2 separate regions of the Homo sapiens genome follow, and region 2 is linked to region 1. A link is a loop called in an ENCODE intact Hi-C map of the cell type or tissue named here. Cell type or tissue: HepG2. All regions are shown on one strand. Links, peaks and the distances in the headings refer to the core of each region. The heading gives the core; the rest is flanking DNA.

Evidence for each region. Hi-C counts contacts between places; a loop is a spot of excess contacts. Peaks named below come from ENCODE experiments on the same cell type or tissue, not always from the same donor. Only the 100,000 strongest peaks of a DNase experiment are listed, where the experiment ranks them.
Region 2: it touches region 1 in a loop (7-fold over the local background); 2 of 110 quality-filtered maps call a loop at or near these places.

The regions. Positions count from the first base shown.
Region 1 is chr6:131,834,501-131,850,795 of GRCh38, reverse strand. It overlaps ENPP1 (ectonucleotide pyrophosphatase/phosphodiesterase 1), which reads right to left. Exons shown (of 25, transcript NM_006208.3): 2 at 2,948-3,020; 3 at 690-806. Among named protein-coding and RNA genes, the nearest start is that of ENPP1, 35 kb to the right of the region's middle. In HepG2, for the core only: no CTCF peak of the experiment used is centred there; DNase peaks (open chromatin) are centred at 6,395 and 9,454; H3K4me3 peaks cover 3,544 bases.
Region 2 is chr6:131,885,080-131,901,374 of GRCh38, reverse strand. It overlaps ENPP1 (ectonucleotide pyrophosphatase/phosphodiesterase 1), which reads right to left. Exons shown (of 25, transcript NM_006208.3): 24 at 14,651-14,813; 25 at 6,220-11,034. The coding sequence ends at 10,864. Among named protein-coding and RNA genes, the nearest start is that of CCN2-AS1, 8.7 kb to the left of the region's middle. RefSeq lists enhancers at 1-53, 6,006-6,150 and a cis regulatory region at 6,071-6,084. In HepG2, for the core only: no CTCF peak of the experiment used is centred there; DNase peaks (open chromatin) are centred at 4,564, 6,114 and 6,444; H3K4me3 peaks cover 672 bases.

The sequences.
Region 1 (16,295 bases), core at 3,229-11,228:
GGAGTTTGGGATCAACCTGGGCAATGTAGTGAGACCTCATCTCTACAAACATTTTAAAAATTAGCTGGGCATAATGGTGTGAGCCTGTAGTTCCAGCTACTTGGGAGGCTGAGGCAGGAGGATCTCTTGAGCCCAGGAGTTCAAGGTTGCAACGAGCCATGGTCGAGCAACGGCTCTCCAGCCTGGGTGACAGAACAAGTCCCTGTCTTTAAAAAATAAATACTAATGAAAAATAAATAAATCTCTCTCATTTAAAAATTATTCCATGTCATATGCAGAGAATTCCAAATCTAACTAAGAAAATTTTCATATTCTGATAGTTTTATTTTGAAAAATATAGGTGGACATATAAGATCTCTTGCCGTCAAAGAACCATAATGAAAATATTTCTATATTTCAAGCAGGCTTTTAGAATTTGAATGCAAATTAGATTACAAAGGCTTTCAGCATACATTAAAAATAGACAAAGTTCTGCTATCCATAAAATGTTTAACAGAGAAATTCTGTAAATTTTTTTCTCTTAAGGAACTGTTGAAAGAAAATATAAAAGCTAATGTCAAAACGTGTATGTATGCTAAACTAAAAAAAATTCAAATGAATTAGGTAAATCACATACCTGAAAGACACAGAACTTTCCTTGATCTTTTCCTAATGACCATAACTCCACTTTTTTCCCTGCTCATCCTTACCTGGTTCTATGCACGTCTCCTGGTAATCTAAACAGCAGTTTCCAAGCTCAACACAGGCAGCATCACAGCGACAGTTCCCAAATGTTCTCTCGAAACAGCGACCTTTGCAACTTTTAACTGAAAAAATTGAACGATAAGTCAGATGTTTCTAATCATTATATAATTCAAAGTAAACATCAACGAATACAACTAAGTTAGGTGTACACTAGGTTCAAATACTACTTTAGAAAATACAGATGGGGTAATAAAGTAAGGCAAAAATCTTTTCACAAATACACACAAAAAGTGATACAAACAGAAAGTAACCTTATGTGCCTGGTTTGTGATTTTTATCTCCTGATGTAGGAAAGAAAGATAACTTTTTAATGATTATTATTACAAACGTTACTGGGTCTGATAAGACTTAAATAACCATGGTGTGATAAAATAAAAGTCAGAATAAAGGCTTGTTCTGAATACTTTGTGCTATGAAAAAGTTGGCTTAAGCAGGCATGGGGTTCCCTAAAATTTCAAAATGTGGGAAAAATTTTTTTTAGAAGTGGTTAAGAATATTTTAGAAAGGAAAAGATTACCTAGCCTGCCTCACTCTCAATCCTGGTGTAAAGAAGTAGTGGGTTTGTTCAGAACATGCTCCCTGGCATAGCTCTTCCCTCCCTGACCTGAAACACCCATTTCACCTTTAGATCCAGACTGGCTCCCTCTAAAAAGCTTTCCTAACTCCCCAGCTAGGCCTGATTTCCATTTTTTTAAGCTCATATAAAACCTTGTCCTTCCCCTCAATTACTTAATTCCACACGTAACTAGGTTATTTGGTTAATATCCCAGTTAGACGGCAAACCAAGACCACATCTGGCTTTGCCCAGCATACTGTCTCCCTAAAACCCAGCCAGGTGCATGCCATATAGTTGAGATTAGCACATTTTTGCTAAATGAATAAATGGTAGACATGGGAGGAAAGTACTTTTCATGACAGTTTTTTACTGTTGAAGTTCATTACTAGATACCTTGAATAAGCCAGGTTTCACTGGAGAGCTAGAAAATTAGGACAATGAGAAAAAAAGAAAAAAAGGAACACATGGAAAATAAGGGACATCCAACAACAACAAAAAAGAAATAATCTTAGTTCTTGACTTTAATGGTGTTCTGACCCAAAAAGACACTGCCATGGAATTTACCTCTCATTTGACACTGGGAAATCAGGCAATTTTAAGAAGATGAAGTAACAATAATAATTTCTAGTGTCAGAAATACGAACTTTCCTGACCTGGAGTGGGGGTCAGGGAAGTCTATTGGAATAATAGCTATTACTTGGAGCTCATTAATATGCACCTAATAATTTTTAAAAATATGATGCATACTATGTTGGGCTTGGATTAAAATTGTTATTTTTCATTTTTAATTTGTATGTGTCAACTCAGGAGTGAATCACTTCATGCTAAAAGATGACATAGGTAAACACTAAAGTCTGTAACTGTTTACTTCAGTTAAACTTAGATACATGTGTTCTGAATAGTTTACTGATACATAAAATTACTACTTTTCAACAGTACATGATAGCTTAATAATCACTAAAAATTTTTTAAATAATTAATATTACAATCACAGAATAGCCAAACAGAAGAACCTGTTCAATTTTCAAAGCTGAATTCTCTAGAATGACCATCAATGATTTTATTGCGAGAGGATGGGGGGGGAACTACCTCAAAGACAAGATAATAACCACTACGATTTACTGTGATCCAGTTTAATTATTTATTATAATCTTGTCAATGCTGGATAGATTTCTGCAATTGATGGAAAGAAAAATATATCTAGAAGTTTAAAAAAATATCATTGTGGCTTTGAAACAACCAATGTCTGCAATTTTAGAACCTTAAGAGCACATACTGACAGGTTTCTGGTTGCCCAGGGATGGTAACTGTCACCTAGTAACCTACAGGGTTGCTTCAGCAACTAACTCCTTAGGGTAAAAGAGCAGTAAAGAATGTCCTCTGAGTCCCTGGAGGAAGTCAGGGAGCATGGGCTCCAGGACAACAGCATCAGAACCCCCGGCCATGTTTTGTAAGTAGAACTTTATATGACTAATATAATACAAGAACTTCAGGAAAAAGGCTCAAGCCAGCGTTGAATTGACAATATCTATGGAGTACCCATAGGAATAGGAGATAATGTTTACCTCAATCACATTCTTAATAAGGCTGTGCACACACATACACACACACACACACACACACACACACACACACACACCTAATTACCTTCTTTGGCACAGCTTGGTTTCAACCCAAATATACAACCAAGTATTGTTGTTAACACACATACTGACAATACCTGTAGGGAGAAAAGAGAAAATTACATGGTTTCTTTTTTAAAAAATATTTTATCTTATTTTTTATTTTTAGAGATAGTGTCTTACTCTGTTACCCAGGCTAGGGTACAGTGGCATGATCATAGTTCACTGTAACCTCGAAATCCTGGCATCAAGGGATCCTCCTGCCTCAGCCTCCCAAAGTGGGGGGATTATAGGCAAGAGCCACTAGGCCTGGCCTTATATAGTTTTAAAATCCTTTTATTTCTCCAAATGTTTTATTGCTTTAAATGTTTCTAAACTTTTTGGTGCTGTTCTTTTTTCCAGTCTGGGGCTAGTCACGTAGATGTGTTCACTTTTTGAAAATTCCAACTATACACTTGTGATTTGTATACATTTCTGTATTTTATACTTTAATAAAAAGTTTACTCAAATGTCAACCAACCATTCTATACCATCCAATGTTAATGTAATTAGAAACTCTCCTAGTTAGTATAAATGAATTAGTCATAAAAATTATAATTATTAAGGGAAAGAGAGAGAAAACTATTTACAGAGTCTGGATTTCCTATGTATCAATCCATTAAAGGCAATATGTGGAATATTATATGCCTCTTTTAACAGTTCTACACAAACCCAAACCTAACATCCTCACATGTACTGTGGTACCTTGTGGGAACGAGCCCTGAAGAGGGTCAGCTGACAACCTCCTGGACCAAGTGTTACCACAAACTAGTTGTGTGATTTCAGGCAGGTCACTTAAGCTTTCTAGATACCAGTTTATTCATCTATAAAATTTAAGGGTTGGACTACGTGATCTCTAAACATCTTTCCAGTGCTAACACTTTGCCACTTTCCCATTCTCCACTCTTCTGGTCTTTGACATTTTAAAATAAGTGGACACACCCTACAACCCCTAAGAACCATGACAGAACTTCTGTGAGTTAGAAGACAAAGGAGCGGAATAACCCACAAAACAATCCTCAATTTTTTTTAGTGTGACAAAGTTTCCTTGAAAGCTCCCTGGAATGTCAGATTACAGGGCACCTCAATAAAATATTAATTGAGTACCAATGATGCGCAAAGACTGTTATACACTGAAGGAAAAAATAAGAGATAGCTCAAGGGGTTTCTACTTGGGTAGGAGAAGTTAAAAACAGCACATCAGTGGCCCATATTTGGTAGGCCCTACAAACCGCCTGCAAAGTTCTACAGTTGTTTAAAGAAGGAGAAAGGTTGGGGTGGTTAGGGAGAGGGAGATCAGAAAGAGTTTCCTAGAGCAAGCTTTTGGCATGGCTCTGAATGGGGGGGAAATGATGGCGTGATGTTGCCAGGTGGAACTGGAGGAAGGAAAGAGAGGACAGAACACAGCAAACTTCTAGGAGAAAGGGCAGCATAAAGAAGGGTTCCACGAAGGCAGGCACATGGAAGGTGGCAGATAAATAATGAACAGCCTATCTTAGCTGAAACCAAGAAAATGCAAACGGGAATGGACAATGGGTGGAGGTATGGAAAGATGGTGTAGTATTTCCGGAAAGCTAAGGTGAAGAGATAATAGAGACAGGAGGAATGGGTGAATAGGACCAAGTAGATGGTTGGTGGAGGCTTTTATAAGAATTCATTCCTTCAGATGAAGAGTATTGAGTACGGACTATGTACTGGACATTCAGTAATAAAACAGACATGACCTCTGCTCTCGAGGTGCCTACTGTCAAGTGACTGCAAAGACTTAAGAGGAAGTGAATGGTAAGGAAAGTGAGGCAGCAGGTCTTACTTACTTCAAAATAAAATGGATAAAAGAAAGGAAGAGTTTTTGCAAAGAAAGCAAAAGGTTAGCCTTCTTTAAGGATGCAAAAACATGTGTTTTTCTTTGTGTGTGTGTGTATATTCCTTAAAATAAGGAGGTATCAGAGGAAGAGCTTGAGCAAGTCAACAAGGGCAAATAAGCAGAACAAGGTATCAGAAGAGAATAGTAATGGATTCTCCTAAACTTCTGATGGTGGTGTAAACTGACACAACTATATGGAAAGATAATCTCTAAAAATATCTATCAAAAACATCACAAACGGCCAGGCACTTTGAGAGGCTGAGGTGGGGGGATCACTTCAGGCCAGGAGTTTGAGACCAGCCTGGTCAACATGGTGAAACCCCATCTCTACTAAAAATACAAAAAATTAGCCCAGCATGGTGATGCACGCCTATAATCCCTGCTGCTCGGGGGCGCTTAGACAGGAGAATCGCTTGAACCCGGGAGGCGGAGGTTGCAGTGAGCACAGATCGCACCACTGCACTCCAGCCTGGGCGACAGAGCAAGATGCTCAAAAAAAATTAAAAAAAAAAAAAAAAACAAGCCAAAACAACAACAAAAACTGTTTTACTGTCAATTATAAATGTATAAGAAAATAAAACATAGTAAAACATCTATATTTAGTGTATTATAATTTAAAACATTAAAAACATGAAGAATTGGCCAGGCACGGTGGCTCATGCCTATAATCCCAGCACGCTGGGAGGCCAAGGCAGGTGGATCACGAGGTCAGGAGTTAAAGACCAGCCTGGCCAAGATGGTGAAACCCCGTCTCTACCAAAAATACAAAAATTAGCCAGGTGCAGTGGTAGGCTCCTGTAATCCCAGCTACTTGGGAGGCTGAGGCAGAGGTTGCAGTGAGCCAAGATCGCACCACTGCACTCCAGCCTGGGCGACACAGTGAAACTCTGTCTCAAGGAAAAAAAAAAAAAAAAAAAAAAAAAAAAACCATGAAGAATTGAAATTGTATTTATCTGTAAACTTATCTAGAATAGTCCAAACAGTACTTACCTTCTTCTCATCTATCACATAACTCACAATACAGAGTGAGAATATTTTCTGTGCCTTGGAGAATTGTCATATTCCATATTCCTTTCTAAGTTTAGATCAGTTTCCAATGTTTTCACATAAGCTTTGCACCTTCAACATTATGAAATGTCTCCAAGAGGAAGTTTTGTGGCAGTGTCACTCCCTCTGGGATATCTTCATTCTTTTTCTCACAACCACTCTCCTCATTTATGTCAAAAAATTCAGCTTCACTAGACTCCTCTGGCTTCATATCTGGAGTCTATTGCACCATGGCAGTGTTAGCATTCCCACGGTTAGCTGTTTCTTCCATAACTCCATTTACTTTGACTTCAATTTCACTTCCAGCATTATTACCTCCTTTCTTTTCTTTACTTTCATTCTTCATCAGTTCATTCACTTTTTCAATTATCCACTTTTTGAAAACGTCATATAGGTTTACCTCTGAGAGGCAAAGCAACAACACAACTACATGCTTTTGCTGTCTGTGCATGAACTGACTAAAAGATGCCTATGGGCTAATCACTGGCAGATTTTGAAAGAAATGATGCAATTGGTCACTGACCATAACTTGCACTTGCTATTTGCACAGTGATTTGTGGACTGATGAGCTAGCAGCAAAGTTTGTACTTTACGCAATTACTCACAGTTAATATATCTTGGTAAATGAAATTTGAACTATGTTGTTGGGAGCTGGTTTTATTTAATTAAACTGTGGTAACTGAAATTTGTGCATGTCAGAGAATCATGCAAAGCTAGTACTAACTGTACTCTCACAAGTGGCCAAAATAGTTGTCCAAGGTGTTTATTTCAAAACTGTATTCATAAAACAAATGAACAAAAAAACTAGGAACAACCTAAGCTCATTTTAAGGAAGCTGGTTGAACAAGTCATATTTTACTTATACAATAAAATACTCTCAGAGGGTTAGGCTCAGAGATAGGCATGTCAGAAGGCTGAGAGGAAGATATACACACACACACAAAAACACCACATACACACACAAAACAAACTAAGGTATAGCAACAGGAAGCTAGAAACAGCTGATGAGGAACCTCTTCAATCTTCTTGGCCAAGTAAGAAGCATCTGGGTGGGAGTGTGGAAGGAATAGAGAGGGCTTAGGGCATCCCATGTGAAAGATGGCAACAAACCAGTGGCGACAACAAAGACTGTCAACGAGGGAAGAGTAAAAAGACCCTCCAGCTCTGGGAGCCCAGCTTAATCTGAAATCATGGAATATAACAAACTTGAATGGCCTGAAATTCTAAGAGTGGAAGTGGGAAAATGGGGGAAAAAAAAAAAAAAGACGACATGCCCTGGGAGAGGGAAAGGTGGGGAAAACAGAATACAAAAGGGGATAAGAGAATTAAGGCATGGGTGGAATGGCTGAAAGGGGCAGGACAAATTGGATATGAGTATATGAGTAGAAGAACTAGATGGACAGGAAAACTACTATGGAAAGACTAGGTGGTAAGCAAGCATTTAAATGGTAACCATTGGTTTAAAATACACATGGTTTATATATAGCTCTTTATCCTCTTGTTAAGTAGCTGAAGACACATGCTGACTTTTAAAAATCACCTCTTCATTATTAAAAAGAAGTTCTTGATTTACCTTTTATAAGATGAGGCATAGCATAGAACTGAAACAAAAGTATGACAATAGAAATGATCATTTCTCATTGACAGTCACATCCATAAAAGATGAAATTTAGAATATCTACTACTTTGTTACAAAACACCTAATCAGAATGATTTTTAGTAGGAAATTCCCCTTCAATAATTTTCAGAGCTGTGAAACCTAATTTAGTTTGAATTTTCCTGTCAAAGCAGTTTAACTCATCAATATCATAATCTACCATCCATTTTAATCTCCATAACAATTTAGGTATTTTTCAAATTTTAATATTTTCTAAGAAACCATAGAAATACATCTTATCTTAGAAAACAAGAAACTGGGAGACAGAAAGTAAAAGCAAAGTTTTTGGAATATTTGGAGTTTCCTGCTTCTTTAGTTAACTAAATCATTAGTTCTTAGACATTTAGTGAGTCAAAAGAAATACTAAAAAAAAAATTTTTTTCCCTCACCAATTCCCTCAAATACAATGGCATTAATATCATGTGTATTATTCTTTCTGTATCAGGCATTCATTGAAATACGAGTGTCCACAATGTGCAGTCCCTGTACTAAAGACCAGAGATACAAATAAAACAACTCCTACCCTTACAGAGAAACAAAGGAAGTTGGCCGGGGGAAGCATTAGAACGAATGATTGCAATGGACTTCAGTAGAAACATGTAAAAAATGCTAACATACTAACAACACAGTGGAGAGCAGAAAAGAAGAAAAGGGTTTCAAAAGGCTTTACAAAGAGAGATTTGGAGAAAAAGGGACCTCTCCCTCTGTCAGTAAACAAAGGTTTGAGTATCTGCAAGATGCAATGTATTTAGATTCTGTGGGGAAATACAAAAAAAAAAAATAATTTGCAGTGAAGTCCTAATGTCAGAGTTTATAAATCTAATAAAGGCAACAACAACTCTGGAATGATGCCATAGGCTGATGATAAAGATATGACATAGTTAGAAGCAACCTAAGAAATGACATAGTGGTGACCATATATACGCCATGGTGCTTCATGCAAAGCCACAGAGGTAGGAAAGACAACACCAGCCTGGGAAGGAGAAAATAACAACAACAATCATGGCTGTCACTTCTCTAGTAATTCCTACGTGCCGGGCACTTTTCTAAGAGTTTTATATTAAATCATTTAATCCAAACTATAACATCACAAGACAGATTACGATTAACACAGTTTAAGGAAGGTGAGCTACAGAGGTTAGTAACTTGCCAAGGACCGGGGGTTGATAAGCATCCACAGCAAGATTTGAACCTAGGCAGGCAGAGTGTAAAGGAGGCAGGTAGGAGTGGGAAGGGAAGGGGCTGGAGGGAAAAGGGAGGGAACAAATGGGTCCTGAGGCAGCCTGCGGGCGGTCAGTGGAGTGTGTTCAGGCGCTGAAATATGAAAGTGACAGGACTGGATTTAATAATCCCAGAACGATCCCTTGGGATCATTGTGGAAGGCTATGTTATGAGTCCGGTGGGAAATGAGGTCTTGGACTTGCTAGACCCTCCTCACCGAGGAGATGCTAGCACCATGTTTCTCTAGGTCTTCCCTCACCCCTAGTTACTGCAGCTCTTACCATGCTCCATAAGATTTGTCTGTCTCTGACTAGACTGTGAGTTCCCGAGAGGCATGGATTTATTTATTCAACCCTGTGTTTTCCACATCTAGCATGGTGCCTTGCACAAAGTAAACATTCAACAAATAATCGTTAAGCTGAACATCAGCAAGCTGTGATTTAATTAAACATAAATGGGGAGAAACCATAAATCCCCTAATTTTCCTCATCTAAGCTGACAGAGTCAGTTTGTTAAGTGACATTGTGTCTGCATTACATAAAAGATACCTACAACAAATATACACACAAAATTTTGTTTAGGAAATGGTAGATTGCTGGATGTGGTATTCCAATGTGTCAGACGGTATGAAAGTGCCATTTGAAATGAATCAGCTGACTACATTGCCTATCAGTCCTCTGATCTTTGACCAAAGTTGCATGCTTTCTGAAAAAGAACTGTGAGGATTCAGACCAGCCTGGTGCTGGGAGTCTTCACGGGATTTCGTTTGCTGGAGGATGGGGATTCGATCCTATTGAGTAAATCCAGTGCCAAGAAACTTCTACAAGATATTCAAAGGGAGATTCAAAGACAACACATTCCTGAAGAACTTTGGAGCATTACAAAAGCTCAAAGCAGAAGTTAGAATCTCTTCTAAAAAAAGTTCCTAAGTCCACTCAAGCAGTTGTTCATGCATGCTTGGTCTCTTATGCACTCAGTATCATTTTAGTTACGCTAGATTTATCTGAAGAAGATCCTCTGAAACTGCAGTGAAACTTGATGTGAAGCCCTTTACATAACTAGTCACATGAAAATCAGGAAAAGGGACATCCAGCACTGAACAAGCACATCACATAGGGACAAATCTCACAATCTCTCAGTGAAACACTAAAACTAAAGAAATTGACACCTGCCTGGTAGAAAGAGCTTCAAGTTCAAAATGACTTTGGTTCAAATTCCACCTTTCAATTCATTATTCAGCATTGAACAAATATTTCTTGAGATCCTACTACATCTCAAGCACTGACCTAGTGCGGGAGAGACACCTGTGCACAAAACAACTGCAGTGGTCTCAGGCGGCTTGCATTCTTCTGACTTCTAGACAACCAGCAGCTGTGAAAGTAGGGAATGTTTCAAATCCTCACTAAGCCTCATTTTTAAATCTATGACGTGGTGATAATACCCACCTCACAAAGTTGGCAGGAGCCTTCGGCGGAATGTACAAAACATGCCTAGATTGGTGACGAGGGCATAGGGTTACTGAATAAATGGTAGTTCCTACTAGAAGTATCCAATCACTGAAAGGACTGGGCCCACTACGGATTCTTCCAAAGGGATAGTACAACTTTACCAATGTTTGTCAACTGTACGACAGCCTAGTTCCTATTTTCTTAAATGCCATAAACCAGTGCATTAACATTTTTCCTTTTTTTGTTTTAGTTCTACAGTAATCTGTTTTCAACAGTAGCTGAAGACCATGCAGGAGCAAGGAATCTGAGAAGAAATACAACAAATTATTTTGCAGGAAATGATGGCACTAGACATTTTAGTTATAGGTATACAGTGGCCTTCCAGCCCATGCTACTGAAAAGGGAATCCATGTAAACACCAATTTGTATTAATATATTAGAGATTTCTACAGATTCATATCTATCTGCACTTTTAATATATTGCAGCCCTAGACTGATTCAAGCATTTTGGGTACAAGTAGCTGTGAAAAATCCTAAAACAAATGCCATAAAACATCTATATTATTTGCACTTCTGGGAGTTTATACTAAGGTTAAGAAAGTATGTACAAATATTTAGATGTAAATATATACATTACAGTACTATGTATAAGAAAAAATAGACATACACATAATGTCCAAGAGTAGGAAAATAGCTAAAGAAATATAGACCATTTATATAACTGTTATACAGCCTTCTGTATATAACTGTATATAACTGTATATAACTGTATATATGGCTGTATATAACTGTTATACAGCCATGATTTAGAAGAATATTTAATTGACATGGAAAAATGACACATTATTGGGTATAAAGAACAGATGATAAAACAGAATGGGTAATATGGTCCCAATTTTTGGTTATACATAAATCTACACTTGATGGATGGGCTTACAAGTTATTTTGTCATCTTCTTAGTGTTTATATTTATTTTCCAAAGTTTCTCCAATGGACCCATGTACTTTTGGAATCAGTACACAGGACAACCACAGGACTAATGTGGGTATTAGTGACCCAGAGTAAACTCTTCCTCATTCTGGCATTTTAGGGGTTCTCAGCATAACAGTAAGCTCCTTCTCTGCCTATTTACCTTAAGCAAACTTCAATAAACAAATTCTGCCTGAATACTCAAAGCTCCATGAAATCTACCTAATCTCTCATCCTTAAATATAAATGAACCACCATGATTCACCAGTCATTGGAGGTAAGCCTAAGACAAAAGTCTAAGATCAACACAGAATGGTAAAGGGGAGAGGGGAATAGAAAAAAAAAATAGAAATAAAAAGACATCTTATTAAGTATATTCAATGGGATTCAAAAAGACATATACAAAACTTCACATCAAAGAGTCCTAATATCAAGTATCCAAAATAATAAATCATAGAAGAAGGCTCATACCGATTCACATCACTGCAAAATTCCAGGACAACGACAGTAAAAAGATCTTCAAGTGAAAGGCCATGCTAACTTCATAAACTAGGCTGTAAGGATGGTAAGATTAGAGTTCGTTTCTCCTTGGAGGTTTAGAAGAACTCAGTGGAGAACATATCTGGGCCTAGAAAAATCTGTGTAAGAAGTTTATTAATTTGTGGTTCAATCTCTTCATGGGCTAGAGAATTACTTAGATTTTCTAATTGTTCTTGAGTAATTTTGATAAGTTGTATTTTTTCTTGTAATTTTTCATTTCACCTACCTTTTCAAACATATGGTTATAAAGTTGTTTATAATAACCCTTTGTTATACTTTCAATGCCTGCAGCATCTCTATTTGTGTTCTTTTTCATTCTTGATATGATTTGTACTGCCACCCTTTTTTGTCTGTTTTTTACTTAATCAGGCTAACCAGGAGTAATCTTATCTTTTCTTTTGTATGCTTATTGTTATTTTATTAATTTCTGGTCTTACTCTTATTTTTCTTTCCTTCCATATCTAGGCTTAATGTTCTGGGTTTCGGGTTTTTTTTTTTCTTACTGTTAATATGGATGCTTAGATTATAGCTTTTCAGACTTTTCTTTTAATATTACTATCTAACTTGTAAACCCCTTTAGACATCATTGTTTTATAAGTTCATTTAAACTTACCAAATATTTACCACTTTCTTTATGCATTTTTTCTTCTCAGCTTTCATCTGGAATCATCAGCCTAAAGTACATCTTTTAGATTCTTCCTGATAGCAGACTCTCTCAGTATTCGTTAGTCTGCACATGTCTTTGGTTTATTCTTGTTTTTGAAAGATATTTCTACTGGATATGCAAATTCCAGTTTGGCAATTATTTTCTTTTGGCACAGTGATGATATCATTACACTACCTTATGCTTTAATCATCACCACTGAGAATCCAGTCATCAGACTATCATCCTTTTGAAGTGAATCTGTCTTATTTTCTCTAATAGCTTTAAACTTTTTTATTTTCAACTTTGTGTTCTACAATGTTATTCTGTTGTCAACATATATTTATTTTATCTATTCTACTTAAGATTCAATAAGCTACCTGAATCTAAAGATTGGTGTCTTTCATGAGTTCTTGAATTGTCATTTATTCAAATACTGTTCAAAATAAGAAATAAGGCAAGATAGATAATAGTAACAGAAAACAGTATATTATTTTAAAAAAGATCTAGAAAGTAAAAAAATAAAATTTCTAGAAATGAAAAATAAAATGAATAAAATTAACTCAATGATTTAAGAGCAAAAGAGACATGGTAGAAGACACTAAAGATTAAATATTAATGCCTGCCTATGTGATGCCTGGGAACATCTACTATGATAATTGTCTTAGAGCAGAATGCCCTACATCCTCATAATTATGTCAGCTTGGCAATTATGGGAATAGTAATATTTATTATCTCATTAACAGGTTTCAAGATTCACAGAAATCATTATAGGAATACCTATCAACTTACAGCTGGCATAGGTTGAAAATGACAATGATAGAAGGAAGGGGAAGTAGTAAAGAAGTAATGGAAGAGTTATTTTATAAACTTTGGTTTGTTTGTTTGGTTGGCTGGTTGGGTTTTTTTTTTTTTTTTTTTTTTTGAGACAGAGTCTCACACTGTCACCCAGGCTGGAGTACAGTGATGAGAGCTCACTGCAACCTCCGCCTCCCAGGTTCAAACGATTCTCCTGCTTCAGCCTCCCGAGTGGCTGGGACTACAGGCATGCGCCACCACACCCGGCTAAGTTTTGTATTTTTAGTAGAGACGGGGTTTCACCATGTTGGCCAGGATGGTCTCAAACTCCTGACCTCAGGTGATCTGCCCGCCTTGGCCTCCCAAAGTGCTGGGATTACAGGCATGAGCCATCGTGTCTGGCCTTTATAAACTTTTAAGTAATTTATCAAACTACACACACACACACACACACACACACACACACACACACACAATGACAACAGGAACCCCAAATAAGCTAGAAAACTCACTCTTGTTCTTGGTGGACAAGGTCATTTATTACCAAACCACTGCTTGTAAAGATTGACAAGAAGCAATCAGTAGGCTAATGGCAACATAACAGAGGGGAACCCTACTGGTTTCCTTTGCCTCTGCACAGATCCACACATAAGGTAGTACTTGTCACTACCTGCTCAAGCCCAGCTGCTAAAGCACGTCTAGGACCTCTCTGCATGAGCTCTAAGCAAGCTAAGGTCACAAGCACTTTCCCTAAAAAGGGATTCCTGCTTCTATGGATAAAAACAATCTCTGCCCTATGGATGCCAGTACCGCACTTTCCATAAACATAAAAGGAAGAATATTGGCTTTAAAATGAGTAATGTTAAGACAGGAGTCCACAAAAACATGCTTCAAAGACTTATCACAGCAATTTTGTTTGACTTTCCAAGAATCCACCATCAACCCATTTTTTTACAATAATGATTAATGAAATTGCTGGACGTATGCCATCATGTCAAACAGTACTTGCTTCTAATTTGTGTCAGTGTCATGAATCTCGTGCATTTAAAAAAACGCCAAGTTCTTCTATTATTTGGTAAGTGGGGAAAATCAGTAGCAGGCTGAGTTTAATAGATTTTATCTAAGTGGATTCTAATTGTGAATAAAGAGAACAATAAGATTTTGTCTAAGTGGATGCTAACTGTGAATAAAGAGAACAGTATTCATTAAAACACACACACACACACACACACTCGGCTGGGTGTGGTGACTCACACATGTAATCCCAGCACTTTGGGAGGCTGAGGCGGGCAGATCACCTGAGGTCAGGAGTTCAAGACCAGCCTGACCAACATGGTGAAACCCTGTCTCTACTAAAAATACAAAAAATTAGCCAGGCATGGCAGTGGGTGCCTGTAATCCCAGCTACTAGGGAGGCTGAGGCAGGAGAATCGCTTGAACCCAGGAGGCAGAGGTTGCAGTAAACTGAGATCACTCCATTGCACTCCAGCCTGGGCAGCAAGAACAAAACTCCATCTCAAAAAAAAAAAAGAAAACCACACACTCTTTTTGGGGATCTTTTGTGCTTTCTGTCACATCTTTCTTTTAAAAGAACAGAAGACAAGAGAAATAAAGTCAGAGAAGGTTGAGAAGTTTTACGATTACGACACGAAATGGAAATCCTTAAGTGGTGCCCATATGTCACTTAGGGGATCTGGGCCTTTAACCTTTCTTTAAATGAAAAATTAAGATAATCACAAGTATATTTTTTTAATTTTCAAGTATGATATGATGTACATGAAAGAGAACACAATCCCCTAAATCTAATATAATGTTAGGAGTCACTGGTAATAGAAAATTGCAGCTCAAAACAATTACTTTAAATGATGAGAACACATGGACACATGAGGGGGGAACAACACACACTGGGCCTGTCAGGGGTGCAGGGAGGGAAAGCATCAGGAAGAATAGCTAATGGATGCTGGGCTTAATACCTGGGTGATGGGATGATCTGTACGGGAAACCACCATGGCACATGTTCACCTATGAAACAAACCTGCACATTCTGCACATGTACCACTGAATTTAAAATAGAAGTTGAAGAAAAAAATAATAAAAATAAAAATAAACAATTATTTTAGATAAACATAGTATAGATTTGGTTGGACTAGTATCTTGGGAAAATAAAACTATCAGATTCTTCTCCAAACTAAAATTAGTAATCCAGAAAAAGATATTTTAGTACGCCTGATATTTAAGCAAATAATCATTACATCATTCCTCTTTTTAATTAATTATCCTGATAAATAAGCATTTGAAGAACAGACTCAAAGAAAACTCCTATCAGTAACTCATGGGAGCTGGTAATGACAATTGACAAAATAATTTTTTTAGAAGGAAAGGTTAAAATGAAACATCAAATTAAAAGACTGGCTTAAGAAAGCAGGAATGATTCATATTTTACCACTTAAACTGTAAGTAAATTACACATTAAAATTCCAGCCATATTCAATTAAAAATATAAGTTTGGTGAAATCGTGACCATAATCACAAAGAGACCAGTAACTCTCAATGGTTTCATATCTGAATTAAGACATGTATTACTTTTGGAGCTTTGTGATCTTGAGAAAGTTACATTATTTATGTCCCTTTATCAATAAACAAAAAGAGTTGGACTAAATATTTTCTATGGTCCCTAATAAATGTAAAATGTCTACAAATTTACTTCTCTCTGGAAACTAATCATACCTTTATTTGAATAACCCCTGACCCTACATCCTGTACCCTCTTCTCTTAAAGACTATTACCTCAGCTGGGCGCGGTGGCTCACGCCTGTAATCCCAGCTCTTTGGGAGGCCAAGGAGGGCAGATCACGAAGTCAGGAGTTCGAGACCAGCCTGGCCAACATGGTGAAACCCCGTCTCTACTAAAATGGTGAAACCCCGTCTCTACTAAAAATACAAAAAAAAAATTAGCTGGGCGTAGTGGCACACGCCTGTAATCCTAGCAACTCAGGGGCCTAAGGCAGGAGAACTGCTTGAACCCAGGAGGCGGAGGTTGCAATGGGCTGAGATCACGCCACTGCACTCCAGCGTGGGCGACAGAGTGAGACTCCATCTCAGAAAAAAAAAAAAAAAAAAGACTATTACCTCAAATATGTACATGCAT
Region 2 (16,295 bases), core at 3,092-11,091, 51 kb before region 1:
TAAATATGCTATAGGTTTAAAACAATAAAACAAAGAAAGGAAGAGAGGAAACAAGGAAGGATGGAATAAAAGAAGGAAGGAGGGAAGAAAGAAATAGAGGGAGAGAGGAAGGTAGAAAGGAAAGGCTCATTCCACCTGCTCCACTTAGAAGAAAATACAGGTGATAAAATTGAGAATAAACACTGAAAAAATGTTTCATGTTATATAACAGGTTGATAGGAAGGAATACAAATCCAATAAATAAAAAGAAGCTCAAAGAAGAAACAATAAAACAATAGAAAGAGATTTTAAAACAGGGAATAGCAGGTCCCAAAAAATAAAAATATAGAAATAATAAACTAGAAATAGCAGGTAATATAATAAGCATTGATAAAAAATGAAAGCAAGGGGACATATAGGAATGTTTGAGATAATCACAGTGATGAAAAATATTTTTAAAAGAGATTAATGCAATAATCAAGAAGCTAACAAAGAAGGCAGAACGTTAACTGTCATGGGTTGCATGGATGCTTGTTAATTTCTTCCTTATACTTCACAGTATTTTTTTTTAATTTTCAAAATAAAAATAAAATCTGCCATTAGAAAATCTCTATTGTTTTTAAAAGGGAGGTTATGGGAGGTGGGGAGGTGTTAGGAGGCAGTAAGAAACTGACATATAAAAAAGGGACAGCTTAGTAAGGAAATAAAGACAGAAAATATAAACCAAGTACTATTAGTCCTGTCCCACAGTAAAGAGAAGCCTAAGAGAGCCAGAGGCAACAAAAGGAATGGGGTAAAGACAATAGAAAAATGGAAGGACAAGAGCATATTCAAGAAGAGAGATGGAAGCAGTACAGAGGTGGGAATTACAGGTGTGTTTGTGGGGGGGGGCTGTGTGTGTGTGTGATTTGAGAAACAAAGCCTTGTAGGAAGTGAGGCATCAGGTCTGAAAGAAAAAGAGTTACACTTCCTCTATGAGGGACTAGAAAGAATGTCAACAGGTGTGAACTCAAATGCTTGAAAGTGGAAAGGAAGATGATACAAAACAAATGTCTTGTGCAGTGCAGCAGAATTCAAGCCAGAATAACTGGTTTAGAATGCAACTACTGATGGAATAGAACTTAATGAAAGAACAGGAACATTTTCAATGTGCTTTCAGAGGAGACAATATACAGTATTGTTTAAATATATGAACTTTGCCAAGTCCTGGGTTCAAATTCTTGCTTGGATAATGTAAATCATTTAGCACAATGTCTGGAACAAAACCCAGTAAATGATAGCTATGATTATTTTTATATTTGTATTTGATCTATTTCAGAGATGTCTTGGTTATCACAATATTGCTGATTCATTGGGTCTATGAAAATTTATGTTCCATATTTCAGTTTCACTGTCAACTATCCATCAGACACCTGATGGATGGGATAATTTTGTTTACCTCTAATTCACTTCACTACTAACTTAGCCAATGCTAAACTCCATTGCCCTGAATTTCAAAGATAGGAGGGAGGGTGAGAAAATGTCTCTCCTCTTTGGTAAAGTGTGTGAAAGTTGCCCAAAATCTATTTGTTCCAGATGCCCCAGTGTGTTTGCTACTGGGGTAGTAACACCAGTAGCACTGATGTGCTTTTCCTCATAGCAGAAGGTGTTACCTGGAGTTGAGGGATGTGAGAACCAAGAGGCACTACCCTGTGTCTCCACCTTTGCCAGTGAATGTTTATGATAGCTTGTCACTGGAGAAACACTATGTGCTTTGTAGAGAGGTTTTCATTTGAGATGTCAAAACTGAAAAGTTCACGCTTTCCCTTCAGTTCACCAGGCAGCAGACTTTCCACAGGACAGATTAACTGAAACAATTGTGAATGGCTCTTGAAAAGTATTCTTATTCTTTTATTATTATTTTTAAAAATTCTGCTTTGTGCACTGGGAAGAGATCTATAAATAAACTCTTTCAAAAAATTTCCCATTGAAAGTATCTTCTAGCACTTGAAAACTACGGAGGCAAAGAATAATTACTGTGAAATTGTCCTCTGGCTGTATTTCTGTAACTTGTTATTCCTTAGCTGTCTTAAGTGGATGTTTGGTATGACTGTACCTTTGGTTTTCATTCATCTGGACATTTTTTACTGAGCAACTCCGATGTGCCAGACATTATGCTAGAAATAACAGATGGTTTTGGAGACATGACTGATATGGTTTGGATGGTTTTTTCCCCTCCAAATCTCATGTTGAAATGTGATATTCGATGCCAGAGTTGGGCCTGGTGGGAGGTGTTTTGGTCATGGGGGTGGATCCCTCATGAATGGCTCTGTCCTTGTGCTAATGAATTCTCACCTTAAGAGTTCACACAAGACCTAGTGTTTAAAAGAGCCTGACACCTCCTCCCTCTCTCTCTTGCTCCTTCTCTTTCCATGTGACATGCTGGCTCACCCTTTGCCTTCTGCCATGATTGGAAGCTTTCTGGGGCCTCACAAGAAGCCAAGCAGATGCTGGTGCCATGCTTACATAGCCTGCAGAACTGTGAAGCAAATAAACCTCTTTTCTTTTTAGATTACCAAGTTGTGGGTATTCCTGTATGGCAATGCAAACAGACAAACACAATGACGATAAACATATGAAAAGGAAACTATCTTTGTAAGAAATATATGCCAACTTGGTGTGGGTCTGTGTCCCTACCCAACTCTCATGTCAAATTGCAATTCTCACTGTTAGAGGAGGGGCCGGAGGGGAGGTGACTGGATCATGGGGGTAGACTTCCCCTTGTTCTCATGATAATAAGTGAGTTCTTATGAGATCTGGTTTGAAAGTATGTAGCCCATCCCCTTATGCTCTTGCTCTCTCCTGCTGGCCATGTGAATACGTGCTTCCTTCCCCTTCACCTTCTGCCATGATTGTAAGTTTTCTGAGGTCTCTCAAGAAGCAGAAGCCTGTGCAGCCTGCAGAACTGTGGGCCAATTAAACAACCTCTTTTCTTTATAAATTACCCAGTCTCAGGTATATCTTTATAGCAGTGTGAGAATGGACTAATACAGATGCTAAAATGCCGAATGAGAGTTACAGTCACTGAAAAAAACAATCCCACAGTATTGAGCTCTCACCCTGTGAAACTGCCTTTGCAAAGATTATGACAGTGAGAGAAATCTAACGTGGCTGACTCTGTCTTGCTTCTAGCCTCACAGGCTGGCTGTCTTCACTCAATCCAGTGAAGCAAATTTGTGACTTCCTCAATTGTCTCTATAGATAATGTCACTATTGTAGAACCTAAGATTGATATTTTGATACATTTTTCTGATTTTTGCATTCTGGCAATTGACTTCACCTGGACCCATGACTCATGACTTAACCAATCCTGTGGTCTCCCACTCAGAGGTGGACTCAATGCATGAGGACTGTTTTCACACCCCTATAATTGCCTCCCCAACCAATCAGCAGTACCCATTCCCCAGTCCCATGCCTACTAAGCTATCCTTGAAAAACCCTAACCTCTGAGCCATGTAGCTAGATTAACATTAACTAAATGCTTTCTTTACTACAATGTCACAATCTCAGTGAATTGGTTTTGTCTAGTCAGTGGGCAGGAAGAACCCATCAGGTGATTACACTTGTGAAACAGCACACTTGGGACACATAAATCTCATCAGGGTTACAGTTTTCAGGAATATGCTCAAAGTATACAGTCTAAGCAAATGTAACTGATGTTAACCTAAAAGAAAAAACTGAAGGAAACTTAATATAAGCAGAGTTTATTTGGGCCAGTTTTGAGAATTGTAACCCAGAGGGATGGATTCAAGTTTGCCCTGAATGTGTGCTCCAATTAGCAGCAGTTACAAGTGAGTTTTTAAAGGAAAAAAGAGGCAGTTCCTAAATTGTTTACCAAGAAGTTACATCAACGTAACATAAGCTTGCTATACATTGTTACAACATAACTTGCTATACATTGTTCTTTGCATCACAAACTCCAGGCATGTGAGGATAATGAGTGAGGCAGCTAATAAGGAATGAAATGACTTTAAACAACTGCCCCTAGGCATGGCGGGAGGTGGGTGGTAAGAATAAAGTCTCACACTCACATCTCTCTGGGCCTAATAAATTCTACATGCCTCACACAGCTCAGGCTGCCCTGAGCTATTTTTCTTTTCTTACAGGATCACAGGCTGGGAAATGTTTAGGTGGCGCAGCTTCTCTGGGCTTCCCAGTTTCCTTAAGAGGTTGGTGTTCTCTGTAGGATAAGATCCCGCCAGGTCCCTGGAAACCCCAAGTGGAAGCTAACAATCCTCTTATACCTATAACCACACCACTTTGAAATTATTTTATTTCGTGTTAAGCTTGCAAAGACTGCTTTTAGCAAGTTGTGTATTTGGATTTGGAGTCTGGGTCCTGGGTAAAATTTCTTAATAGGCCACGGTGCCATCTACCAACACTGTGTATGGGTTATGGAATAATCAACTGCATTACACATCTGTAGTTGTATTGCAACCATAATACATAACAAGAACTAGACTGAGGGCATGTACTGTCTGTTACCACCAATGTTGGGAAAGTCTGACCACATAAACAATGGATCCTAAGGATATGGCTTTGGGCTGGACCTTGAAATAAAGGTAAAACATTGACAAGAGAGCACCAAGGGGGCAGGCATTCCACCTGCCCTGTTCTCCAACTTACCCCTAATGCCTGACACAGAGTAAGCTCAGCTTTGAAATCTACTGTCAACCCTGAGCTGGGAAAATCTATTCCAGTGCCAATATCTTAAAGTGTGCTGTTGAGTAAACCTGTAGAGATAGCTTATGAACAAGTACACAGACAAAAGACCCATAGATTTACCATCTTGTTTCTGTTTGGACCTTAGTACAAGTGGTTAACTCTCCAGACAGTAACATTGTGTCAAGATATAGAATATAACAGAGAATCCAAAATTGTAGGTGTCATAAGAATTTTTTTTTTTTTTTTTTTTTTTTTTTTTTTTTGCGATGGAGTCTTGCTCTGTCACCCAGGCTGGAGTGCAGTGGCGCCATCTCGGCTCAGTGCAAGCTCCGCCTCCCGGGTTCATGCCATTCTCCTGCCTCAGCCTCCCGAGCAGCTGGGACTACAGGCACCTGCCACCACGCCTGGCTAATTTTGTGTGTGTGTGTGTGTGTGTGTGTGTGTGTGTGTGTGTGTGTGTGTGTTTAGTAGAGATGGGGTTTCACCATATTAGCCAGGATGGTCTTGATCTCCTGACCTCGTGATCCACCCGCCTTGGCCTCCCAAAGTGCTGGGATTACAGGCGTGAGCCACCGTGCCCAGCCAGTGATTTTTTAAACTATAAAAATTTGAACAAGATCCATTCATTGGACTGAGAAAATTTCAGTCTAATTTAAAATCCTTTAGAATTTTTAGTTAAGTTATAAACTTTCGGTTCAGAGATCCCTGTTTTATTTCCTTTATGTCACAGCCAGCATAATGCCATCTAAGTAAATGCATACATTTTTTAACAGTGAAAAATATCTAAACATTGTGGGGCAAAATTATGAGACACTGTATGAGACACTGTAAAAAATTTATTTCCTATATATTTCTTCAATTATTTTGTATCTCTACTATGTGAAAGCCAAAGTATATTCCATTCTGAGTTCTGAATTTCTGATATATCATTTAAAATGTCATTTTAATTAAAATCCTAAAACTATCCCTTGAATCGAGAAGTTACAGGCAAGTAAAAAGTTAAATTTAAAACAACAGCATTGAGTAGGATGAAAGAGGCTTCTTTTATATTCCTTCCTTTTGACATCCCATGAGTATAATGCCTCTTCCAAGGATTCTTCCATTTCTAGTAGATTAAAATGTATTTCACATATCTGTTTTCTGGTATGAATATGATTTCTAGTAAACATTTTTTTGTTCAATCACTATAATGGAGAGGATAAATACAAAAATTTCACATTAAAAGAATCTATAGAAGTTCCAAGTCTGGTTCCAGACCATTCTAAATACTAAAGAATATATATGCCTGTCATTTGTTTTTACCTGGAAGTATGACTAAATATAATTAAAATACCAAGAACAAGGATATAGGTCACAGATCAGAAGTGTTTACTCTATGAACCTGAAATGAACTTTGGATTCTTTTGCCTTTCAGCATTACAGCTGTGGTTAACTGTCAACAACCCTCGGACTCAGTTTCATGTCTGCAGAGAAGCACCATCGCCCATGATCCTACCCATCCTCCACACACAAAGCCACAAAGGAAAGCAGCCAGAGTTCTGTACGTATGTTTTATTTGAACATCCACATTTCTTAGCTTAGAGACAATTATATTCCGTACACTTTTCTTCTCTCTCTCTTACAATATTTAGACTGGCCAAAAACCAGGGAAAATGTCCTTGGACTGCAGTCATTATAAAATTTTACTTAATGCTTATGAAAGCACTCATGTGAAAAGCTTCAGCATGAAGTGTAATCACCACATTCAGTTTCAAAGTTCAAATGCCCATTCCTATGATGGGTAAACACCTACCATAGCGCAAAGAAGGAGAGTGATTGTGGGTAATGACAGAGGAGGAAAAGTGAAGGGGGTAACAGCTTCTCCCAGAGGAGGGGGTGGTCCCTGTTCCATGCCCATCTTGTCTCCTTAAACAGGAACAGCCAACAGGCCTACCAGTCCTTGTACTCTATGCAGCTACTTCCCCTGCTGGAAATGAGCAGCTGCCTTCTTCTCCCTAAGGTTTGTCCTCTTTTATCTGATTCTTGGAAACGTTTTTTTAAGTTTTGCCAGGTTCTTTGTTCTTTCATGAATGAACTGATGGAAATTTTCTATGGAAGTTACTTACCTCACTTAAGAAGCACACAGCAGCTCTCGCCTATAATCCTAGCACTTTGGGAGGCCAAGGCGGGGGGATTGTCTGAGCTCAGGAGATCAAGACCAGCCTGAGCAACACAGTGAAACCCCATCTCCACTAAAATACAAAAAGCCAGGTGTGGCATGCGCCTATAATCCCAGCTACTCAGGAGGCTGAGGCAGGAGAATTGCTAGAACCCCGGAGGTGGAGGTTGCAGTGAGCCGAGATCATGCCACTGCAGTCTAGCCTGGGCCACAGAGCGAGACTCTGTCTCAAAAAAAAAAAAAAGGACTGATGTGAGGCATGACAGTAGAAATCAGGATAGGCTGGAGGCAGTGGCTCGAGCCTGTAATCCCAGCACTTTGGGAGGCCGAGGCGGGCAGATCACAAGGTCAGGAGATCGAGACCATCCTGGCTAACACGGTGAAACTCCATTCTCTACTAAAAATACAAAAAATTAGCCAGGCGTGACGGCAGGTGCCTGTAGTCCCAGTTACTCGGGAGGCTGAGCCAGGAGAATGGCGTGAACCTGGGAGGCGGAGCTTGCAGTGAGCCAAGATCTTGCCACTGCACTCCAGCCTGGGTGACAGAGCATCTCAAAAAAAAAAAAAAAAAAAAAAAAAAAAAAGAAATCAAGATAAATAAAGGTTTCACTTTGCATTTGAAAAGCTAAGAACAGCCTTTATTGGAGAAAGTAGGATAAAGACATTTCCATATATGTTCATGGGAATTTACCATTCAAATTTACCATTCAAACTGGGGGAGTAGAGATCAGTCACTTTTGCCATCTTATCTGTTTAAAACTCTTTCAAGAAAAGAAAAGAAAGGAGGAGTCTCTTTCAAGAAAAGAAAAAAAGGAATACTGTGTAAGAACCACAGAAAAAAAGCTAAGTAGGAGCAGATGTGGGTGCTCTTTCCTTAACAGTCAGCATAGAATGTAGAGACTGACATTTTCTTTAAGAACAGATTATTATAACTAAGCAAGAAAAAGTATGTGTACATAAGTTGGTCACAGTGACACTTGTAGAAAATATAAGTAGCTGTAAATGGGAAAATGTCAAAAATGTTCCATCCAAGGAATGTTAGAAGGTCCCTTCTTTGCCTTGCTCATCTGAAAAGTTCCAATTCACCCTACAAGCCTTAGCCCCAAGGCTGGGAAGCCACTGCCTCTACTACCAAGAAGCATCCAGTGTCTCTTTTGTGCAGCCTGGCACCCCTCCTGTGGCTTCATGATAACATCTATCACTCTTTAGGGATCATTTACACTTCTGCTGTCTCTTCTCCCTAAGACAGAGAAAATTGTCACTTGTTCTTTTTTGTATTCTTGGCGTCCAGCAAAGGGAACAGACATCTATCCATTTAATTAAGCTCTGCTAAGATGCTTTGAGTTAAATTGTGTATGTTTGTGTGCTGGAAAAATATGTAAAAATCAGTGAGACACTTCTACAAAGGCAGAGTAGACATCCTTCTGCTAAATGCATATAAAAATCCTGGATATTATATTAAAACACAGCAAGACTCTGAATAGTAGACAGAAAATAGGCTAGGAACATTGGGGCCCAAGTAACAACACTGTGATGAGTTCCCTACATTTTCTTTTCAGCTCATATATTTCCAACTTGGAGCTGAAAAAGTCAGCAACCTGGAAATGTCAATAAATGCAGGGGAAAAAAAAGCCCTAAGAGAGTCCTGCTCTCTCCTGCCAAAGGACCAGAAAAGGGTAGCCAAGCAAGGGTAAAAAAGGCTGTACTCCAACCAAACACCATGGAAAAACACCATGGCCCCACCCATACCAGCAAATGCTGAGTGGGGAGTCCAGACTTACACTCTCACCAAGCTGTAAAGAGGTGCCCCAACTCCCTGACTTTTGTATTCTTGGTATCCAGCAAAGGGAACAGGCATCTATCCATTTAATTAAGCTCTGCTAAGATGCTTTGAGTTAAATTGTGTATGTTTGTGTGCTGGAAGAATACAACTCCAGAGTGGTGTCGGAGAAGGCTGTGTAGGCTACTGGGAATTTCATTCCCACCTGGTGTAATGAAGCTCTTCCTGGTCACTCTGTCCCATAGCATTAGTGGAGATTCCCAGGGTGCACCAAAAGGTGCCGCTGCACATTCCAGCCAGGGAAGAATCAATAAAGACCTAATGGGAAACTGAATTCTCACCTTGCCCAGTAGTAATGAGGGGACCCTGTTACTCAGTATAAAGGGAGGCTGACTGGGGAACCTGGACTCCTAGCCACACCTGGTAATAATGAAGCAGTGCTCCCAATTCCCCTGCTGTGGTGGTATCTGAGAAAGTTGGCTAAAGCAGAAGGTTTAAATAAGACCCATAGTCTCATAACATAATACCTAAAAATATCCAGGTTTCAATAAAAAATCATTCCACACACCAAGAAACAGGAAAATGTTTCCGAATGGAAAAAAGACCATCAGTAGATGCAAACAATGAGGTGACAGATGTTGGAATTATCTGATAAGGATTTTACAGCAGCCATCATAAAAATTCTTCAACAAGCAAGTATAAATGCACTTGAAACAAATGAAAACGTAGAAAGTCTCAGCAAAGAGACAGAAATTCTCAGCAAATAGAAGATATAAAGAAAAACTGAATGGAAATTTTAGAAATAAAACATACAATAACTAAAATATAAAAATCAGGAATAAATGGGCTCAACAGCAGAACAGATTAGACAGAATAAAGAATCAGTGAGCTTCGAGACAGAAGAATAAAATTACCTAATCTGAACAACAGAGAGAAGCAGGCTGAAAAAAATATCATATACAGAGCTTCAGGAAACTGCAGGACTGAAAAAAAAAAAAAAAAAAAGCAACTTCCTAAATTATTAAATAATTTTGAGTTGTAAATTGTATTTTCCAAAAGTCTTTGCAGCTGGCCCTTAGGCCGTTGAAGAATGGTCACACGAAGGACATATAAAAATCTTTGGTGTACTGATATTATACCTCAATTGGACCTATGTAGCCTAAAAGTTAATGCAGTCTTTGAAGGTTCACAGGTAGGGATAAAAAGCTACAGTCAAGGTAGTAAAGAAATCAAGTTCATTGTGTCATTTATCATGTCCACCAAGAAGATGTGAGGTGATTGGTGGCATGTTCTCTTCAATCTGTGGAACTTCAAAATGAACCACTCAACAGAGAATGGCTCTGCTGCTGGTAGGGTAAGTCTTGTGCACAGAAAGAAACATTCTAAGCATCTCAATAAAAAATGGCACCTTGCATGCACTGACTGGTGCTCTGAAGTTTTGCCAAGATAAGGTACAATTTTAACCGTCTATAGGGCCACATTTGAAGCCATTTTAAACCTATGTTAATTACCAGTGAGCAGGATAGGAATATTTTTCTTTTTTAAATACAAATACAAAGTAAGATTTTATAATAGGTAAGTATATTCAAAGATCGTCCCTCAAAGTTGAACTCATTTGAACCATTAAATCTAAAGAAATCCAATCAAAAAATTAAAAAGAAAACACATAAGATTAATAACTTGGATTTTGAGGGGATATACAGCAAAGATTGAAACAAGGTCTCAGAAGTATTTTGGCTTCTGTTAATTTTTTTTTTGATTACAATGAAAAGAAATGAAACTCCAAGTTAAAAGATATCCAGAACCACTTTAAAATTCTCATAAAGATAGTCACATAACATGGGCTACCCCAACCCTACTATAAGTCTACTGTTTGCCCAATGCCATCAAGGTTTATTACCAATAGTAAGAAAGATTCAAATATCTGGTATCCAGACAATGTTCACAGCTACTTCTCCTTTAAGAGAAGCAGAAAGGCAGTTTTAGGTGTGGTCTGTCTTTATTCCCCCGAACTTGATCAATGTATACAATGCTTACACATTCAAATATGTGCAAGATTCAACAGGAACACTCTCCACTGCTGTGCTGAGTACGCAAGTTTCCCTGAGATGTCCGCATCACCGAGGGCTCCGTTCTAACTCTGGTCGACAGTTTCTGAACAATGCAATAGTGTAGCTAGAGGACTATATAAAATATAAGGTTCTCTCAAAAAGATTCATGGTGTTTGGGGATAAAAAACATATCAGTCTTCTTGGCTAAAGGTTGGCAAATGTGTTTTCAACTTTAAAATGTCTGAAACTGGCTCTTTTCTTTGTTGATAGAAGCTGAGTCCAGTGATGTGCTCAACATCTGTGATCCGTGCTCTGTGTAACATTAACAATTCTTCAACCCATGAGGAGTCATGCTTCCCATGCTAGGAGAATAGGAAATATAAAAGAAAAGTTACCAAGAGAACACTCAGTTCACTTCTATAAGTGCTCCATCTCCCCAGTTTAATCATTTACGAGATTTCAGCTCTGAAGTGGAACGTGCCACATGATTTGTTAGGCATCATCTCTCCTCTTGAGTAGCTTTCCTTCTAATACATACCATGCATGTTTGTTTAATTAGATGCTTCAAGTTTGGGGAAAAGAAACTATACCTGGAACAGATGGTCCTGCATTACATAGGTTTAAGAAACTTCAATGGCGTGGGGTTAAAAAAAGGGGGAAAACAGAAATTACATGGCATGGGAAAGAATATCTGAATAATGTAAAGAATCACTCAGAATGCCTATTATTAAAAAGTCAAAAAACAACAGACGCTAGCTAGTAAGGTTGTGGAGAAAAAGGAATGCTTTTACACTGTTGGTGGGAGTGTAAATTAGTGCAACCACTGTGGAAGACAGTGTGGCAATTCCTCAAAGACCTAGAGGCAGAAATACCACTGGACCCAGCAATCCCATTACTGGGTACATACCCACAGGAATATAAATCATTCTATTATACAGATACACGCACGCATATGTTCAGTGCAGCACTATTCACAATAGGAGAGACATGGAATCAACTTAAGTGCCCAACAATGATAGACTGGATCAAGAAAATGTGGTACATACACACCATGGAATACTATGGTGTATATGGTCAATGATAGACTAAATTAAGAAAATGTGGTACATGTATACCATGGAATACTATGCAGCCATAAAAGATCATGTCCTGTGCAGGGACATGGATGGAGCTGGAGGCCATTATCCTTAGCAAACTAATGCAGAAACAGAAAATCGAAACCTCATGTTCTCAATTATAAGAGGGAGCTGAAGGATGAGAACACATAAACACGTGTGGGGGAAGAAAATACACTGGGGCCTGTTGGAGGGCAGGGGGTGGGAGGAGGGAGAGCATCAGAAAGAATAGCTAATGGATGCTGGGCTTAATACCTGGGTGACGGGATGATCTGTGCAGCAAACCACCATGGCACACATTTACCTATGCAACAAACCTGCACATCCTGCACATGTACCCCTGAACTTAAAAGTTGAAAATTTTTTTAAAAGAGGCTGGTTCTGTGACAATCGTATCAGGTAAACTAAGGAAAGTTATTTAACATATAAGTCTTGATTCCTTTATCTGTATCCTCCTCATCGGGTTATTTTGAGGATCAAACGTAATGATGTGTGCAAATGTACTACACAAATACTAGTTTTTATGAGAATGTGTTACCTACAAAGATGCATGAAGAAGCCCACGTGGGCCAAAGCCACATGCTAAGAATGGTGGAGCAGAAAGAGGGAAAAGTTCTGGGTCCCTAATGGTGCAGTTGACCCAAAGCGCCATCCCAGGACTGTGTGCAGCTGGACTTGCTGTTCCATGAGGAATCCCTGACTTGCTTAAGCCACTGCAAAGGGGTTTCTGTTATTTGCTGCAGAACCCTACTCTAATTGATACATTCAATGACAATATAATCTCTCAAACGAAATAATGAAGCAGGGAATAGCTGCATGTTTCCAACAATGCCCACAAAACTGACAACTTTCAGTGGAGTCAGATAATCATCAGGCAACCAACTAAAATCTTGCTATTCTGTATTTAATTCTAAAGAATAAAGGGAAAAATAATGAGAAATGTGTTCTATAGGAACAAGTAATTCTGAAAGTTTATCATAGAAACAATTAAGGAGAGACATATCTTCATGAATTTTAACGATATATAGAAAGACTACTACCATCAGGGATGGCAAACGGATCATTGTATTCTACTCTTGGGCCCAGAGAAGAGCTCACTATTTTGTTCACTGCTGTGTCCTCAGTACCTAGAGCACCTGATTATAAATATCAAAGGAATGAATGGTGAATCAAAGTAGTAGTGAATGAATGAGTGGATACAGCACTCTTTCCTGCTGAGCTCATACTGGGTCTCAAGATCCTAACTCCAGGTACCTACCACCCATTCATTGGGACTGGTATGAAAGCTACATCTTTTTGCAGATTCAGGTTTAGACTTACTTGGTGTCACTTCAATGAAAAAAAAAAAAAAAGGAAATGTAGGAAGTACTCTGAAAGAAATATATTTTGGCTCACCATAAGAGAAAACTTAAAAATTGCTAAAATGGGCCGGGCACAGTGGCTCATGACTGTAACCCCCGCACTTTGGGAGGCTAAGGCCAGCAGATCACCTGAGGTCAGGAGGTAGAGAACAGCCTGGCCAACACGGCGAAACCCCATCTCCACTAAAAATACAAAAATTAGCTGGGCATGGGTGGCAGGTGCCTGTAATCCCAGCTATTCGGGAGGCTGAGGCAGGAGAATCGCTTGAGCCCGGGAAGCGGAGGTTGCAGGGAGCCGAGATCACGCCACTGCCTTCCAGCCTGGGTGACAGAGCAAGACTCCAAAAAAAAAAAAAAAAAAAGGCCAGGCACGGTGGCTCACGCCTGTAATCCCAGCATTTTGGAAGGACAAGGCGGGTGGATCACAAGGTCAGGAGATTGAGACCATCCTGGCTAACACGGTGAAACCCCATCTCTACTAAAAAAAAAAAAAAAAAAAAATTAGCCGGGTGTGGTGGCGGGCGCCTGTAGTCCCAGCTACTCGGGAGGCTGAGGCAGGAGAATGGCGTGAGCCCAGAAGGCGGAGCTTGCAGTGAGCCGAGATCATGCCACTGCACTCCAGCCTGGAAGCCAAAGTGAGACTCTGTCTCAAAAAAAAAAAAAAAAATTAGCTGGGTGTGGTGGCGGGCGCCTGTAGTCCCAGCTACTCGGGAGGCTGAGGCAGGAGAATGGTGTGAACCCAGAAGGCGGAGCTTGCGGTGAGCCGAGATCATGCCACTGCACTCCAGCCTGGGAGCCAAAGTGAGACTCTGTCTCAAAAAAAAAAAAAAAATTGCTAAAATGTTATGCAGTCTTGATGTCCCAATCTACAATGTAGATTTTTAAAATTCTGAGCAAATAAGATAATATAAAACAATTATTCCCAAACACACTGGGATGACAATACGATAAGAAAGGAAAAGATTTTTTATAATTAAGTGATACACAGAAAATTTGAAATGTTGTCTAACAACTTTAATTTATAACAGTGCTGACACTTTGAAATTATACATCCAGTTTTAAAAAAAGAGAAAATCCATACCTCAGATAAACCTAGACTTTAGTGGTTAAGCCATACAAAGTTTGATTCTGATCTGATTTTTAGTATCTTTACCAGACAAAGGGGCCAGGCAGGGTGGCTCACACCTGCAATCTCAGCACTTTGGGAGGCCAAGACAGGAGGATCATAAGAGGCCAGGAGTTCAAGACCAGCCTGGGCAACATAGAAAGACCCTATCTCTAAAAAAAAAAAAAAAAAAAAGAAAAAAGTAAAAGCAGACAAGGGTAGTCTTCCCCAAAGATATGTCATCTTAAAAGATCAAATTTAAAAGCATCCTATAATTTCGAAGTCCATGTGTACTCAGTTGTGCTTTCTCTCACTGTAATGTCAGATGGGTGACATAAACAAATATGCATATGTCTAGATTTTCAACATGCAAAGTAAATATACAAAAGCTACTTACCACACAGCTCTCGCTGTTATCAGTCCTGTGAGGCAAAATGAAAGCTAAGGTGTCTAGGTTTTCACAGTGCAAAGGCGTCTGAGATGTATCTTTACAGCTTGTTAGCACAATAAAGAAGTGAGTTGGAATCAAAATTTCTTGGTTACGGATGACTCTTCTTTTTCTGTAAAACATGCCAATATTCATTTTAAGAAAGAAATAACTATCTTCCTTTTGATGAATATTTCAGTAGAGCATGCTTTTAATACATATAAAAATCAAATTCAAACAAATAATTAAATATAAGAAGCTAGTAATCACAATACCTCAACATACTCTGCCAGATTGAGAGCAATAATTAGAAGACAGGCAGATAAACACACTCCAAATAATTTTTATTTTCTGTAGAAGTTTATTGACTTTTAGAATTCTTTTAGTTCTACCTAAAGACATTGAAATTGAAACACTAAAGAAAAGAAAATGTCATTTTTGAACACCTATGACCAAGAGTGTAAACCATTATTGATAGTCTTAACTTCTAGGCGATTATAGACAAATAGTGGGCAGAGAAAGAACTGGTTAGGAATTTTCTATTCCAGCCCCTTCAGAGAGGACATGTTGTCATGAATTGTTTGTTCTAACTGGATTTTCTTCCTTAATAACTTAATTTTTTAAACTGAAGTATATTATCAAAGATGTCCCAAACATCTTTACCTCATAGTCATTCTCCTATTTTAAGGCTGTGTTTGTTTTTTCAACATCTTTCAAAATTTAAGGCAGTGGAATCATTGTTTTCAAATATGACCTTATGTAGAAACATAATCTATAAAACAGATTTAAACAGAGGGCTCTGGGTGAAGCCGTGGGTAGGAAGCATATGCAGTTCTCTTCTGTATCCTCTCCAGTGCTACAGCTTCTAAGGCAGCTTTATGCCTCAAGGGAAAGTAAAAAACTGTAACTTTGCAAATTGATGTGCTTTCTGATGTATTTTGTAAGTCACATATATCTAAGTCAGCCTGGGAGAGTAGGAAAGTTCTGAGAGGGGCTGAATCTCAGTGGAATCTCAGTCTTTTTCCTACGGACTTAACAGCAAAATTGCTTCCCAAACTGCTGTAATTATTGTTTCAATAAAGATCAACCAGTTTCCAAGATGTTCTTTCCCTCTCTTTTTTAAAAAAGCACCACTGATGGTTTCCTTCAGACGGTTGCTTTTTATCATGCCCCTCCAGCCACAGTTGGGTAAAAGCCATAACATTCACCCAAGGCCACCAGACTCCAAGCACTGCAGCTTTATAACCCTATTCATTCCTAGACTCAGGATATCTGTAGCCACACCATAGAGTTCTTCATCTTCTGACTCACAATATATTAAGATCATATCTTAACAATCAGCCACACAGAGATCTTAAATGAGTTCAGCATTTAAACTGAGTGCAAAAATTATTCAACTGAACTGAATGGGTGAGAAACACTACTTTTTTACCTAAAAATATTTTACTGAACATTGAGCAAAACATCAAAATTAATCAGATATTTCAAGAGGCTTCCTGTGTAGTCAGAAGTGTCATACACATAAACATACGACACTGGATAAAAAAGGTTCTGTTGACTCAACTGGATGGTAATCCCATTTCTACTGGATGGTAATTCCTATTTTTAAGAGTAA